Linked DNA regions of Homo sapiens: region 2 is linked to region 1. Evidence: read pairs that join two places in POLR2A ChIA-PET (ENCODE). Cell type or tissue: A673. All regions are shown on one strand.

Region 1 (8,000 bases):
ACAGATTATAAAGACTGAGTCATGTGTGGGTTGTTCAGTGTTTTTGCTTTTGGAATATTTCTTCTCTGCTCTTCTCTGACATCTCAAAATACACACTTACACATTCTGGCAGCACTTAGTAAGTAAAGGTCCAGACATGGGTGAGTGGACTCCCTCTGACCCCTTTACACAGAGAGGGCTGTCTTGACGACTACCTTCACCTAGATGTTCCATAGTGCCACACAATATTCAGTTACATTCGGCCTCTCTGACCAGAGTTTCCTAATGAGTTTGAGGCACGTTCCATCCCTCTCGAGTGCCACTTGCCCTGAATTTATTTAGTGAGTCTCTAGGCCTGGAACAGAGGAAGAGTTCATACTCCCTGGTTATAAATACTATCATTGTATGTGCACTGATTCTCTAAGGTAAGCCACCTACCCAGGGAGGGTTGGGTTTCTTGGAGAGTTTTCACACTGGAGGTATGCCGGAGCTAAAGCATTTATGAATGGAAATCCTGGGGGCAGAGAACTGGGTGTGAGATTCAAACAGAGAGACTGAGTACCTGTTTCTGAAATCATGAAAACAAACCATCCTCTACTCTCCAGGAAGAGCCCTGCACACTGCACACAGGTGAAGCAGGCCACAGCCTTTATGCTGACGGTAGAGAAAGGTTACATCTCTCTCCCAATGCCATTAATTAAAACAATATGGTACAGCTGCAAAATTTACAGTTTGCAAGAAAATTAACCCATTTCACCTAATTTGAGCCTCAAAATACCACAGAATATGTATTGTCAACCCCATTTAAAGGTGAGAAAACCAAGGCTTATAAACTACGAGATTTGTCACCCAGATTTGGTGTGGGAGAGTTGTAATATGAATTGAGACTTTCTCACTCTACATACTTTGATTTCTGCCTCTGAAAACATATATAGGTCCTTTGACAGATATTAACAACTTTCCTTAGTTCTTTTTATAGCTACTTTGGGACACAAGCAGCAAAATTCTTATGGATGAGGACACAGCCAGTTGAACTTTGAAAGAAGCTGGGCAGACTTGTGCCATGACATCAAGTCGCAGGGGAGGACTGGGTAGATTTTTAGGCCTGGGGAAGCCAGTGCATGGGGTCTCAGGGAAGGAGCTGTTAGTCAATGTTCCTAATAGAGGAGAGGAGAGAGGAGAGAGGAAGGGAGCTTGGATAAACTCTAAAGACCAACTTCTCCTTCCCAAGTTTGCCTTGGGGAGCAATACAGTGAGAACCGATTAGTGCAGGCCTTAATGCTTTGTATGTGAAAGTGAATAAGACTTACTGAGGGGAGACTAATGCAAGCAAAGCCTTCATTTCCAAGGAGTAAGTAAAATTCTGCTTGTAAAGATTCCTGATTCCCTATCTGTCTGGGTCACACAGGGCAGCAGTTAGCATGGTAGAACCATGGAACAAATTCCCCTGGAAAGAATGTGTTGAAGAAATGAGTATCACAGAAAGAAAGAAAAATGGGAAAAACCAGGAAATGTTTCAAAGACACTATATCATTGTTACTGGGAGGAAATGCCACAATTAACTTCAGAAGAACTGTATATATGGTGGAAAATCAACTTTGGAAAATGTAAGCAGTGGCCACAGTGGGGCCCTAGCTGGGATTTGAAATAAACCTTCCTTAAGTAGGACATAATTATTTTCTTTGGTTCCTTAAACATTGGCTTTTATAAGCCATAAAACTATTTATTTAATGCAACTGGCCCTACTCTGTTTATCAAGTATAGCTGTAGCCCTAGACATGAAACCCTGGCATTGGCACATAGGCACTCATGTGGGTGACATCAGCTGCAGGTGGAGGTCATCATTTAGTGAGAGACATTGGGGAGGGTAATCAAAAGATAAAATGCCAAAAGCACGTACCACTTCATTCTCCATGCTGAATACCCACTAACCTCGCCAGCCACATTTTATCTATGAAACAGATTTATATTCTGAAATGCAGAACACACTCATCAAATGAATTTATTTTGAATACTGAAGCCAAACTGGATTTTTTCATTGCATCTGTGACTTTTTACATTGAATCTGGATATAGTTTTGCACCCACTTCCAGTCTGGAAAAAGATCTGTCCCACTGAGACTAAGTATTTGGTCTACCCACCTTCCTCTGTGAACCACTATTAAGGTTTCAACTCCCTCACCTTAGTGAACCTCTCCAAAATCTACATTTCTGTATATATTCTCAAGGCTTGGGAAGTTAGATTGCTAGTCTAGATTTCTTCATATCACTTGGCCTCTGAAGAGTTGTCATCTAAAGAATTTTTTGCCGCTAAACTTAACTTTTACATAGTAAGATGTAAACAGAGTAGATACTAAATAAAGACTTTCAGATATAAGTGACAATCACTTTCCTACCTACGTTAAGCTTTGACAACACAAATGAAAATATTTCTTCAGGCAATGCATTTTGACATTGGCAATTAAGTACTAGGTGGTGTAGCCAACAAGTAAGTAATATAATGAGATTTCAATCTTTAAAAAAGTTTGGGATTTTTTTTAACCTGCATTATTTTGAAGTATAATATACACACAAAGAAACCCATAAATCAAAAATCTATAGCTCATTGATTTATCACAAAATAAACACCTCTGTGACTACCCACACCAGCCTCAAAGAATATAACTAATGCATGTTAAAGTTTCCCCTCTAACATTCATTAATTATTTCAACAGATAATTGTTGTGTCCCTACTCTGTGACAAGCACTGCCCTAGGCATACTTACAATATAGTAAGAAAAACAAACAATAAGCAAATAAATACATACATGTCAGCAGACGTATGATATGAAGACAAAGAGAACAGGCTAAGGGACATGAGGTAAGGGTGCAAGGACGGCAGCTATGTTACATGGAGGGTTACCAGGGGTGCCTATGGAGCACAGGAATCATGTCTAGGTTTTCCTTGTGTCTCTGGGTTTTTAGCCCACAGTATCAATTAATAGATGTCAAGCAAATTGAGCAATGATAGAATCACGTATTCATGACAGATCAAAGCAACCAAAAAAACAAACAAACGGAAAACAGCAAAACCAATTGAAAAAATTGTTGGCTTTGTGAACAGCATGGCTAACAAATGGCATTTTATCAGGGAAAAGAAAAAATGGCCATTAAACTTCAAACACTTTGTTAGAACAGGAAATGCCATTCATTTTTAGGCGCTTCCTCCTGAAACTATTGCACTGAATTAAGATTTTACAAGTTCAAAAAACTTTAAACATAGACACTGGACTATTAAATTTGGAACAAACAGTGTTTGCCCATCCATGGTTGGCCTCCAGCTTCTTAAATATTACCCAAATTGGTGATTAAGCATTTAGAAATGCCAGTGGAAGATTAAAAAAAAAAAAAAAGGAAAACCAAAATATCACAAAAGGTAAAACACTCGACACACTAAATGCCCTTCAATGTTAACACTGGCATTGTGGAATAACCTACCAGGTATTACCTTAGGCCTCTGAAATGGAAAGAAACTGACTGGAAAGGCAGAGACTTCCTTTAATCTGGAGGCTCAACTCAATCAAGAATACTACGGCCAAAGTTGTGAAACCCTCAAAGGAATTCCAGTGTGAGTGGGCTTTCTATTTCCTTTCATATAGAAATGACTCTGAGTTTCAATTGAAATGACGTCTAAAAGGAAAATCTCAAGAGCCAATTCAATAGAAAAATAAGCATTTCTTGGGTTTTTGTTTTGTTTTTTGCTGAAAACATTTGAATATATGGCCTTTAAGAAGGAAGGAAGGAAGGAGGAATGAAGGAAGGAAGGAAGGAAAGGAGGAAGGAAGGAAGAAAAAAAAGAAAAGAAAAGAAAGAGAAAAAGAGGGAGAGAGGAAGACAGGCAGGAAGGGAGGGAAGTAAGGAAAGGAGGGGGGAAAGAGAGAAAAAAGGGGGGAAAAGAGACAGAGAGAAGAGGCGGAGCGAAAAAGGGAAAGAGATGAAGGGAGAGAACCAGGGAGGAAGGGAAGAAGAGAGACTATTGACATTGATATCTTGAAAGCTATTAGAAATTTGCAAAAAGAAAAATAGAAGTGAAATGTCTGTAGAAGTCTCCCATGATCCTTTTATTATACCAGGCAGAAGATTATATTAGGCTGTCCTCTGTATTTTGGATTTTTAACATACACATTGGAAATTGATATTCGAAGCCCTATGCCCTACATATAGTAGTTCCTCAATAAACGTATCCTGAAGATACTGATTTTGCTAAATCCATTTCCCACTTCCTTTTTAGTGACTCCTAATAATCCTCAATATTAAGTTAAATCAATAGTAACACAGGTATGGAAATCAGCATTTAAAAACTCATGTAATCATTCATCCTATCAATCAATAAATATTAATTACATTTCAGGCAGTGTGCTTAGATGCTGGGGTTTTAGCCATAAGCAAGGCAGACATGGTTATTGCCCTACAGCTTATAAAATCTAGCTACAGCAACATTTAAAAACCACCATCATTATCATCATCATCATCATCCTTATCATCATCATCCCAGCTAACACGTATTGAGAACTTCCTCCGTACCAGCCACTATTCTAGCATTTTACACACATTAATTCATTCCATCATCATAGCAAAGTTGTAAATAGGTAATAATATTGGCCCCACTTCTCTGATGAAAAAACTGAGACCCTAAGAAATTGAGAAATGTTGAGTTAATTTCAATACAGTGCTAAAGTTGTTATGATCCATATGTGATGGTTAAAATAATTCTTAAAAGCAGCCATCAGAATTGATACAGAAAGAGGATTAAAATTCCTCTTCCCCCACACACCCTCCCTCTGCTTTAAAAAAAAAAAAAATTCTGGAAGTCTTTAAATATTTTCAATTTTAATTTTATATTTTACTTTTCTAACTTCTTAAGAACAGAATCATTGATGATAATGGTTACAGTTGTTTTATATATTTTATGTTTTAGAACTTGTTTGTTCAGTTAGAGAAGATAATACACACTATGTGATGTGATTCAGAGTCTTCCAAAATGAGGGGAAAGGGTGCAGCAATGGATACATAAGCAAAGGAGCTCCCCTTGGGAATTTAAAGCCCTGTTTCATTTTCTGACTTCACTACATAGACTTGCACACCATCCAGGCCTGCAATTGGATAATAACTGTGTCCAGCAACCCCTGGGACCCAATCAATTTATCAACTACTCTTCTGGAGAGATTTTTGGTTACCTCCATCCTGTCTTGTGCTGTGGGGTCTGGCAAAGTTGAAGGGTTGCTAATTGCCATGTTAAATTCTCCTGGCCTCAGCTATTCTCTCCCTTGTGTGTCTCAATCTTTCAGTCCAATTGGGGATGTCCGTAGGAATTTATCTGCACGCCGGGAGCTCAAAAAGCATTTACTGCTAGTTTGTCTGTATCAGCAGAGGAGAAAGGTGGTTTTAGTCAGGGTAGCTGTGCTCTGCATTTTATGATGCTGTTTCATAATGGGAGGTTGCAATCTTCTGCCTACAATAAGATAAAAGGGAAAAGAATTCACAACAACTTGTGTTTGGGGGAAACATTTTCTTGAATTTAAGGTTATCTATCAAGATAACAGTTATTACTAATGTTCTTACCTGATGTTGTCTAAATAAAGTCCATTAACTGACTTTACATTTTCAGGTCCGGTTGCTATAACTTTATTATAGCTGTCAATACCCTGTTCAGAATAATAATTCTAGCATTGATTTCTACTTCTTCTTTGCTTAAAGACCGTTTGGCATCTCAACTGAATTTCTTGAGTTTAAAAAATTCGTGACATTGGGTGGAGGATTTAAAAAGTCATCAGGTGAAAAAAGTCCCTAGGTGACCTTCCCTATGCAATATTTAGACAATTTTATTCCCTTCCACAAAATATAGAATCAGTGACTTGGAGTGATTATTTTTCTCCCTCTACCTTCAAATTTAAAAATATTTTTAGAAAGCATGGGATGCATTGACATCGTTTTTGAAAACTCATTATATAAACATGGAAATGCTTGTTGGTTAACCATGACGCCATCCCTGATCTGACTGATACATGTTTAAACTCATGTAAGAACATACACACACTCACACACACACACACACACACACACCCTCTTCCTATAAAAAAACTCAAATTGTGAAATAGTACAATTTCTTTCAGAGAGAATATATTTGACATATACATGTTAGAGAATGGGCTTTGTTTCTCAAAGATTAAAGAACAACGTTATTTGCATTACCAACCAAGGGCAAGATCCACAACATTTTTCTCTCTGGGCAGAAGTAAGAGAGGTGAACTGATGATGTCAGGTATATTTGAATATTATACGACTAACTAACGTGGTGGAAGATATGCTGCTGGCACTGTGATGCAGTCATAGTGAAGGTCTATTTCAAAGGAATATGGACTGAAGGACCCGTAGGTGCTCTCGACAGGTCCTTTTGGCCTCCTTCCTGCTTTGAATGCTGCTTACTCTCTCCAGACCTAGTGATGAGGGCTGATGCTCACACTTACTAACAAAGGGCATTTAGAGATCTGGATTTTATTTCTGAACCAGCCAAATCATGCTCATTTTCCTAATTATATTTCTTCTCTTTCAGTTAGGTCTTAAACTCATAGACTTCTCAAAGTCCACCTAACATGGTAGAAAGAGCACCAGCTTTGGACTCAGAAATACCTGAGTTATGATCCTGACTCTGGCAAGGATAAAGCGTGAGGCCCTGGGCAAATTATTTAATCTTTTGGAGATCCAGATTTCTTAAGTGGAAAATGGAAATTTGCCTGCCTTGCAGAGCTGTTTGTGAGAATTTAATAAAACTTCACAAATATAGTGTCTAGCATAGTATAACTTACATTGGAGGAACCGAATTATAATAATAAAGGAAAATAAACAGGTAAATAAAAACATAATGTATTGTGATCTGGTATTTTTGTTTTTCCTTTTTCAGGGACTGCAATGTCATTTCTGGGGAAATACTAGTTTTCTAATGAAACAGTAATTAAATTAAAACCAAAATGAAATATCATCTCACACATGTTAGCATAGCTATTTTCAAAAAGGCAAAGATAACAAGTGTTGATGAGGATGTGGAGAAAAGGGAATAGATATACATTGTTGGTGGAAATGCAAATTAGTACAGCCATTATGGAAAGTGGTATGGAGATACCTCAAAAAATTAAAAATACAACTATCATATGACCCAGCAATACCACTTCTGGGAATATAAACAAAGGAAATAAAATCCAGATCTCAAGGAGGTATCTGCGCCCTTATGTTAATGCAACATTATTCAAAATAACCAAGATATGGAAATAACCTAAATGTCTCTCAATAGATGAATGAGTAAAAAAAATTGTGGTATACACACACACACACACACACACACACACACACACAACAACAACAACATGGGTGAACCAGAGGATATTATACTATGTGAAGTAAGCCAGACCTAGAAAAAATAATAGTGCATGAGCTCACTTACATGTAGAATCCAACATAGGCAAACTCACAGAAGCAGAGAGTAGAGTTGTGGTTGCCAGGGATGGGGATGGAGTGGGATGGCAGGAAATGGGAAGTTGTTGATCAAAGAGTCCCAAGTTTCAGTTACACAAGATGAATGAGCTCTGGAGATCTAATACATAGTGCAGTGATTACCATTAACGATGCTGTATTATACACTTGAGAATTGCTAAGAGGATTGATCTTAAGTGTTCTCTGCAAAAGAAAGAAAGAGAAAAGAGGGAATGGAAGGGAAGGGAAGGGAAGAAGGGAGGGAGGGAGGGAGGGAGGAAGGAGGGAAGGAAGAAAGGAAGGAAGGAAGGAAGGAAGGGAAGGAAATGGTAACTATGTGAGGTGATAAATGTGTTTATTGGGTTTAGTGCAGTGATCATTTCACAATGTGTACATATATTAAAATGTCAAGTTGAACACCTTAAATATATACAACAGCTATGTGTCAATTATGCCTCAATAATACTGATTTTAAAAAAAAGAGAGAGATTAGTTTCCAGGTGCTTTCCCCCTTTA
Region 2 (8,000 bases), 260 kb after region 1:
CCCACCTCCCATATCAGTAGGTGTGTAGTAACATCTCATTATGATTTTAATTTTCATTTTTCTGCTAATTGCATTGATCACCTTTTCCCATGCTTATTAGCCACTTGGATGTCATTTTTTATGAAGTACTTGTTCAAGTCTTTTGCCCATTTTTTTTTAATTTGGCAACTTTCTTTTTCTTTTTTTTAATGGAAGCTTTTTATATATTCTATATATAAGTTATTTGCCAGATATTTTACATACATTTCCAAATACATGTACATATATAAAAATACATGTGTATATATATGACATGTATATGTGTAGATATGTAGATATGTGTATATATATGACGTGTTAATACATGTGTATATATATGACATGTATATGTGTAGATATGTAGCTAGATAGCAAATACATTCTCTCAGTCTATGGCTTGCTTTTTTACTGTCTTAATGGCTGCTTTTGATTGAGAAGTTCTTAATTTTAATGTAGTTCAATTAATGTATGTTTTATGTTTAGTGCTTTATTGTATCTTGTTTAAAAAATCTTTCCCCAAGATCATGGCAATATGTCAATGTTTTCTTATGTTTTCTTCTAGATGTTTTATTATTTTGCATTTCACTTTCAGGTTTATAATCCATTCTCAATTAATTTCTTATTTTTGGTGAAATCTCAGTTCCCACTTTTGAATTCTTCTACTCCAAGTAGACTGATAAACTTAATTGCCCTCTCCTAACTCCACCTTTAAAAAAATAATGTTGGATAATTCTGCCTTTCTACTCTGGCCTAGAATTGTGTAGTCTTCTGTATCTGAATTCTAAACTCAGGTCCCAGCTGTGCTGCGTTCTCCTGAGCCTAATGTGCAGTAAGCCTATACTGCTTTATGCTAGTAACTATTTTTATACATGTGTTACTTTGTTTTCAAGTAGCCTCATACTTCTTGGAGGTAGAAATTGCCCATAAGGGTTAACTAATGCTCTGCACATCATGAATGTTCCATAAATATGAGATGCCAGCTGATTGACATATATACTTAATTCACAGGCCATCCGGTGGACCTGCCCAGGACTATCTGCTGTACAGCTATTTCTGTGAGTGGTGCTGCTGTCATGCTCACAGATGTGTCAAATAGAGTCGGACAATTTTTAATTTTATTAAAGTGGTATCGTCAGGCTTTTCAAGGGATATTTTCCAGGTTTATTTCTGTAGTCCTGTTAATAGCCACTACCTTCTTTTCACATATCACACTTCCGCTTGCTTGTTAACATTCCTCAGTTTTCATTTATGGCTCAATGAGTCTGTTTTGCTTTACTTTATTTTAATTACTATAGAATGTACTGGTAACTTTCTGATGTAGTTCCTTTAAAAAAAATAGAATTAAAAGGAAGGAAAAGTATCAAACAGATTCAACTCCACACTCCCTTTCCCACTCCGAAGGGAGAGAAAAAAATTGTTGGGTCTAAATTTGTCATCTGTCTTCTTTAACAGCTACCCTGTGTCTGTCATGTAGATCTGTTGATTTCCAAATATGTCAGTGTACCTGCTCAAAATTATTTTTTTCTGCTTTGTGACTTTAACAGAGGTGTCAGTATTTTTTTTCTAAGTTTCCTTTTTTTTCCCTGCCGCTCATTTTAAAAGAGTTTAAAAACAGATTATTGCTGCAAATATTCTGATTTGTATTAGTGGCCTTGCTTGCTTTGCTCCCCCATATGAGACACAAATGCCTCTCCTTTCACGTAGCTACTTTATTCAGCTTTTCCATTCTGGTTTTTGTCATAATTATCATTTCCTCTTTAAAAAAAAAAAAGAATAGGTATTATGAAAAATTTCTGTAGGGTTCCCTCCCAATTTCCTCACTGCCATTACAGAGCCTCCGTCCCATCAGTCTCGACGGGCGCACTGGATATTCTAACTCTTTGCGTCCCTCTTTTCTCAGAGCAATTGTAATCTGCTTTAATTATGGTGGATATTCCAGCAGCCTGCCCTTCTCCTGGGCTTTAGTATTCCCTACTTCAATACCATACTCACTAGATTTTTTTTTTTAATTCCCCCAAATTAGCTCTCTTGAATTCTAATGCCCTGGTAGGACTGCTCCCATACTGGTTATGAACTCGATCCCACCAGGTTTCAGAGACGTCGACGAAGGCATTGCGTTCTGCATTTCTGCATCCCTAGGAATGCTCCCCGTCATTTCTCAGGCTCCTCTCAGGCCACAGGTCCCTGCTTTCTCTCTGCTTAAATCACCATGGCAGACCCTTCCCTCAGAAAAGGGGAGAAGACATTGTTTTAGATACCTGACACAGGCCGTGACGTTTTAACCCTTGTCTTTTTAAAAACCTCTCCAGTCAGAGAGTTTTTAAGATAACTATTTATCTTTAAATATAACTTTTAAACATTTTTATTCCACACACTAATTTCTACTCAACTCTGCAGTGTAATTCAGATCCCCGAGTGGTTGACCTGAAACCTCTGGCCAAGGCAGTTGCCTTCTATACTTCTTCTCTGCTGCCCGTTGAGATTTCACGCATTCATGCTGTGAGGAAGGAGGCCAATGGCATATATTTTCGCCAGCTAACCATGCCTTCTCCATCAGCACTTGTGCAGACATACCACACCAGTGAACTGAGGTATCTCTCTTTCCCACAAAAATATTAGATTTAATCATCTCAATATAACAAAAACAAAGAAATATTTACCCTCATTTTTATGAGGGTAAAGATTTCAGAGACTCCGTGTTGATCTCTGAGAGTAAGGGTTTAGGATATCTGCCCCCGGGTGGAGGAGATATGCCCGGTTACTCTCAGGTTCATGTTAAATCGACAGTTGGCTCCCAGGCCCCACCTTTATCCTATAATCACTCTGCTCTCCCATTATTCCTCTCTCAGTTGGAATTCATTCAACTGCACTTAAAGAAAACACAATTCCAAATGATTTAAACAATAAAAAGGGATATAAGGCCTTCTGTAGGTGAAAAATCCAGAAGTATCAAATGAGGCTTGATCCAGCCACCCAACATTGTCACCAAGTGTCTAGTTCTTTCTTTTTCTTTGCTCTGCCTTCCGGGCTATCACTTCATCCTAAAGATGACTCCTACCGTGGTGCTCAAATGACAGCACCAACTTCCTGGAGCTATGTGCTTCTCACAGCCAAGAAGGAAAAAAGCATTATTTCAGTATTGCTAATGAGTCCTGATATTCCTCTGATGGGAGCAGCTTTGGTCACAGGGCCCCTCTGGATTCACTGAGGTTGGTAGAGAAAATGCATTCATTGGCCTGACGTGGGTTGCATGCTCTAACTCTTAAATCAGGAAAGGAGTCTGTTGCCAAGAAACACATGCTTTACAAAATGGAAAAGTTAGCTACTAGGGAGGGAGGAAAGGAGGATGTATCTGGGGACAACACAAAGAGTTGAACTATACAAAAATCCTGGCCTTCACTTCTTTCCCTAGGTGCAAAAAAAAAAAAACTCTGCCAAAAACCATGTTGAGTTTACCTGATTTATACTGCAGCCCTGATGTAATACTGGCTTGAGGAAAGACTTCCTAATGGCTGCTCTCACCTTAAAAAGAGCAAACACACACGCAAACAGGGCAAAAGATGCCCCTGGCTTCTGACAGGAAGCAGCTTGGGTGCTTAAGCAAGTGACTTAAAATCTTTCTGCTCTTATTTTTCTAAGACTGAATGTTATTTGGGACAAGTCCAGATGACTGAAAGTTGTTCAACTGTGAGCCCTGTTTAGTCAGATTTTTTTTTTTTAATAACTTCTGGCCAGATGCAGTGGTTTATGCTTGTAATCCCAATGCTTTGGGAGGCCAAGGCAGGAGAACCACTTGAGGCTAGGAGTTTGAGACAAGCTTGGGCAACATAGCGAGACCCTATCTTTTCAAAAAATAAAATAAAACAATTAGCAGGGTATGGTGGCACCCGCCTGTAGCACTAGCTATTAGGAAAGCTGAGGCAGGAGGATCACTTGAGCCGAGGAGTTCGAGGTTACAATGAGCTATGATCATCCCACTGCACTTCAGGCAGGGCAACAGAGCAAGACCCTGTCTCTTAAATAAATAAAATTAAAACTTAAAATACTTCTAAATGGGGTGTGTTGGCTCATGCCTGTAATCCCAACATTTTAGGAGGCTTTGGTGGGTGGATCATGTAAGCTGGGAAGTTCAAGATCAGCCTGGGCAACAATGGTGAAATCCTGTCTCTACAAAAAAAATTACAAAATTAGTTGGGCATGGTTGCGCACACCTGTAGTCCCAGCTACTCGGGAGGATGAGGCAGGAGGATAGCTTCAGGCCGGGAGGCAGAGGTTGCAGTGAGCCAAGATGGCGCCTCTACACTCCAGTGTGGGTGACAGGGTGAGACCCTGTCTCAAAAAACAAACAAAAAACTTCTACATCACAAAAAGATAAAAGAATAATTTCTAAAGATTTTAGTCATATTAAAACACTATCTATACACAACAGTGGAGGTGAATGTTTCTCTGCTACAGTGAACAAACATTCTTCTTTGAGAAAATACATGTATTTAAATGCATAGTATTCAAAGGGTTAAGAAGCAGAACTTGGCCTGTCTGACTTTGCCTTGGATTGTTAGGGGATTTTTTTTGTTTTTGTTTTCTTCAGTAATTCTTGTTCTGAGGACTGTTAGTTTTTTGAAGTCCAGTTATGGGAGATGGATCCTCAGGGTTCCCTGCCAAATAAGAATGAGAGAGCTCAGGTGAGAGGCAGGGTAGGCGAGCTCAGCTGCCCCTAGTGTCTCTTTGCTCTTTCCTTGCTAGGATCATTGCTGGGAAAATAGGTACCCTGTGTAGCTCCAGGGAGTCTATAAATTAGCAACCCACCTTTCTTTCTTTCCTTCCTTCCTTCCCGCCTTCCTTCCTTCCTTCCTTCCTTCCCTCCCTCCCTCCCTCCCTCCCTTCCTTTCTTCTTCAACTGGCAAAGAGTTAAACTTTTTATTTCTTTCTATGTCTTACCTCAGATGTTTTTAATCTAGGCAGAGAGTATGACAATCCAAGGTCTATATTAAGCTGAACTGGGGCATTGAAGACACTTTCTAGACTCAACTGAGGTTCAGAGAAGTGAAGCAACTTGCCTGGGCCACTCCAATAGGAACCGAGCTCTCTAAACTCCTTCCTTCAGATCCCAGTCCTGTCCAAGGAGCAGCACTTGTAAGTTCTCATTGACATCATAATGTTTGCTGAAACTGAAGAAATAGATGACAGAAAAAAAAATTGACCAGCGCTTAGCACATAGTTTCTCTATGAATGACATTACTTTTTCTGAGTGCTTCTCAGAATTGTTCAAGTGTCACCTGTGTCTCACTGCTTTTTTTTTTTTTTCCAGTTTGGTATCCATAATTGACTGTAAAATTGACAAGAAGCTTTGTATATTTGCCCAGCAAACAGAAAGAAACCAGGGAAATGGTTTCTTTGGTTTTGTGACTTCTCTGAAATCTCTTGTTGGAAAGCATGATTGCCAACATCTGTCCCTCCCCAAAAGCTTATTATGGAGTTTTCCTGTCTAGGGTTCTAAGCTAGGACAAAATAAAGGTAACTAATGGTTTTGAGAAGTTAACTATGTTTTCTGCGTGCATTATAAATCATTCACAGTCACTTTTTGATGTCAACCTGAAGAGAGCTCACATTCTCCTGCTTCTTTCAAATGTATACAAATATGGAAAGATTTACTTTGGCTTCTCATCTTGTTTCCTAAGGCATGCTAGTCAAAAGCCTGCCACCCTCTTTTCTATCTTGAAACTAAAAATAAAATGTATTTTCTTCATGGTTTGTTAACCATAACTGGGTTAACTTATAAATATGTCTTCTAAATATATTGTAATTTACTATTCAGAGTGCAATGTGTACAATTTTCATGTGTCCCAAGGCCAGTTGTGATCTACCTGTTGCTAACAATCACTAGCAAATTCTTTGTCAAACAGTCTAGTTTCCAAAGAGTTAAGTGTGGCTTGGACATTTTTTGAAGAATTTTGGGCAAAGTCTTGTAACAGAGGTTTTGTCAATACAAAACTTTGTGGTTAAAAAAAAAATCAAATACTTCTGAAAAAATAATCTGGTAGAATTCCTAAGGCTTGACTTGAAAGGAGTGGGTTAGTCATGTGATCTTGCTGCCAATTAACCTTGGCTCTAAGGCCAGAGGTCAGAACTATTCCCATACCTTAGTCCGCCAGGTGTAGGTTAGGGGGAAAAGGTGGCAATTTGGAGGACAATTTACAAGCCAGATATAATCATCTGAATTGTTGATTCTGTGTCATCCTAAGAATTTATGGCAGCCGGAAGGAAGGCAAATACGTTGTGCTAATTCAAGAAGTTATAGCTTCCTTCCCTGTTAGTCTGTACAGGAAAACTTCTACAGAAGTTGTAAATCTCACCTTTCTGCAAAACTAATGAGATGGTGTCACTGAGTAGGAGGCATAACCTGAGGTCCCTACAAACAGAAGGCAGCATGAAAACGGGCCTCTGAGAGTTTCACCTGGAAACAGAAGAACTAAACAGGAAGCTAGAACCAATCCCATGTAAAGGAGATCATCCTTCATCAGTGGAGGTGACGAAAAGTTGGTTGATTTTCACACTACTGGTCTGTCTAATAATCATGTCTTGAAGCAGGAATAGCTTTTTTTGTTGTTCTCTTTTGATTTTTATTAATTTATTCATTCAGTAAACATTTATTGATCATCTAAACACTGTACTAGGCTCTAGAAAAACGAGTACTACACATATGCAAGAAGTTAATAGGTTGGTAAATAAAGGAGCCAGGAAAACAAATGAAACCAAGGCAATGAGACAAGTACTATAAAAGAGAAAGGATAGCCATGTGACCAGTGACAGGATTTACAAAATGGCTAATAGGGGTTCAGAATTGAAACTATGGCCATGAATCTAAATGATATCATGGACCCCAAAAGTGATTGAACTACAGATCATGATCTCATGTCTACAATAATTAACTGATGGTAGAGGAAACAGTTTAGGTGGTAAAAGAAAAGTCTTCAGACACTCACCTCTGGCCTAGGCCATGCTTTTCAAGGTTGCCTTGACTGTAGTTGAACTACGTTGTTAAAACCACTTGACAAGATGTAAGCTACTTATTTTACATTAAAATGGAACCCCAGGGCTTCCTTGCACATATACTTAATTAATTAATTTCTTCTTTCATTAAGCAATAGATCATAGAGAATGACTTCAGGATAGGTGTAGAATGAGACTCCTGGATCAATTATAAACTATCAACTTGGGATGCCAAGTTATTCAGTCTCAATGTCCTGTAGCTACCTCCTTCCCCTGCTCGTAACAACATATACAACTCCAATGACAACTATGTTCCTTCTAGACTCAAGCTCATCCTTATAGAAAGTTTAACTGCTGAGAAAAGCCACTACAATATTTTCATACAGGTAAAAGCAGGTGGAAATTAATATTAGGGATAATGTTGAAGTGTAAAAATTGATGTAGGTGAAATTGGAGTGGGTTGTAAAAGCATATTATCTGCCACTACCTTGACAAAGATAACAGAGTTTCTGACAAAGAGAAGGACCTAAACAAATATTGATGAATGAAGACAACAAACTTCCACAGGGGCCTAAGGTGGGGTGAAAGAGCTGCCTTTTTTTTATTACTTATGTTTTACCTGGAAAGCTAAAAGGTAAACTTTAAGAGTGCTTTGCATGTGTTATCTCATTTAATATTGCCTATTTTGTACAGATGAGGAAACCGAAGTTGAAAGAAGTTAAAAACTTTCCAAGGGCTTTCCTCAAGCAACAACGAGTAGGCACCAGGGCCAGAATTCAAATTCCAGTCTGAATTTATCTTTTTCCTCATATTATGCTAATACCTCATCACTTACATGTGTCCTGTAGATAAAATGACATTACATTTGAGCCTCCTTTTCTGCTTGATATTAATGCATGAAGAATGAAAAGGCATACATGAGGGAGTGGATATTGGTGTGTGAGGAAGAAAGAAGGCCTCATTCTAGATAATTGTGGCAAATAACCAGTTCT

What was found. ChIA-PET counts read pairs that join two places held together with the same protein. Peaks named below come from ENCODE experiments on the same cell type or tissue, not always from the same donor. Only the 100,000 strongest peaks of a DNase experiment are listed, where the experiment ranks them.
Region 2: POLR2A ChIA-PET joins it to region 1 with 5 read pairs; 2 of 35 experiments call an interaction of 5 or more read pairs at or near these places.

What each region holds. Positions count from the first base shown.
Region 1 is chr1:87,876,129-87,884,128 of GRCh38, reverse strand. No RefSeq gene overlaps it. Among named protein-coding and RNA genes, the nearest start is that of LINC01773, 26 kb to the left of the region's middle. In A673, no CTCF peak of the experiment used is centred here; DNase peaks (open chromatin) are centred at 3,148, 3,568 and 5,048; H3K4me3 peaks cover 612 bases; H3K27ac peaks cover 2,439 bases.
Region 2 is chr1:87,611,370-87,619,369 of GRCh38, reverse strand. No RefSeq gene overlaps it. Among named protein-coding and RNA genes, the nearest start is that of LINC01364, 240 kb to the right of the region's middle. RefSeq lists an enhancer at 4,368-5,567. In A673, no CTCF peak of the experiment used is centred here; no DNase peak of the experiment used is centred here.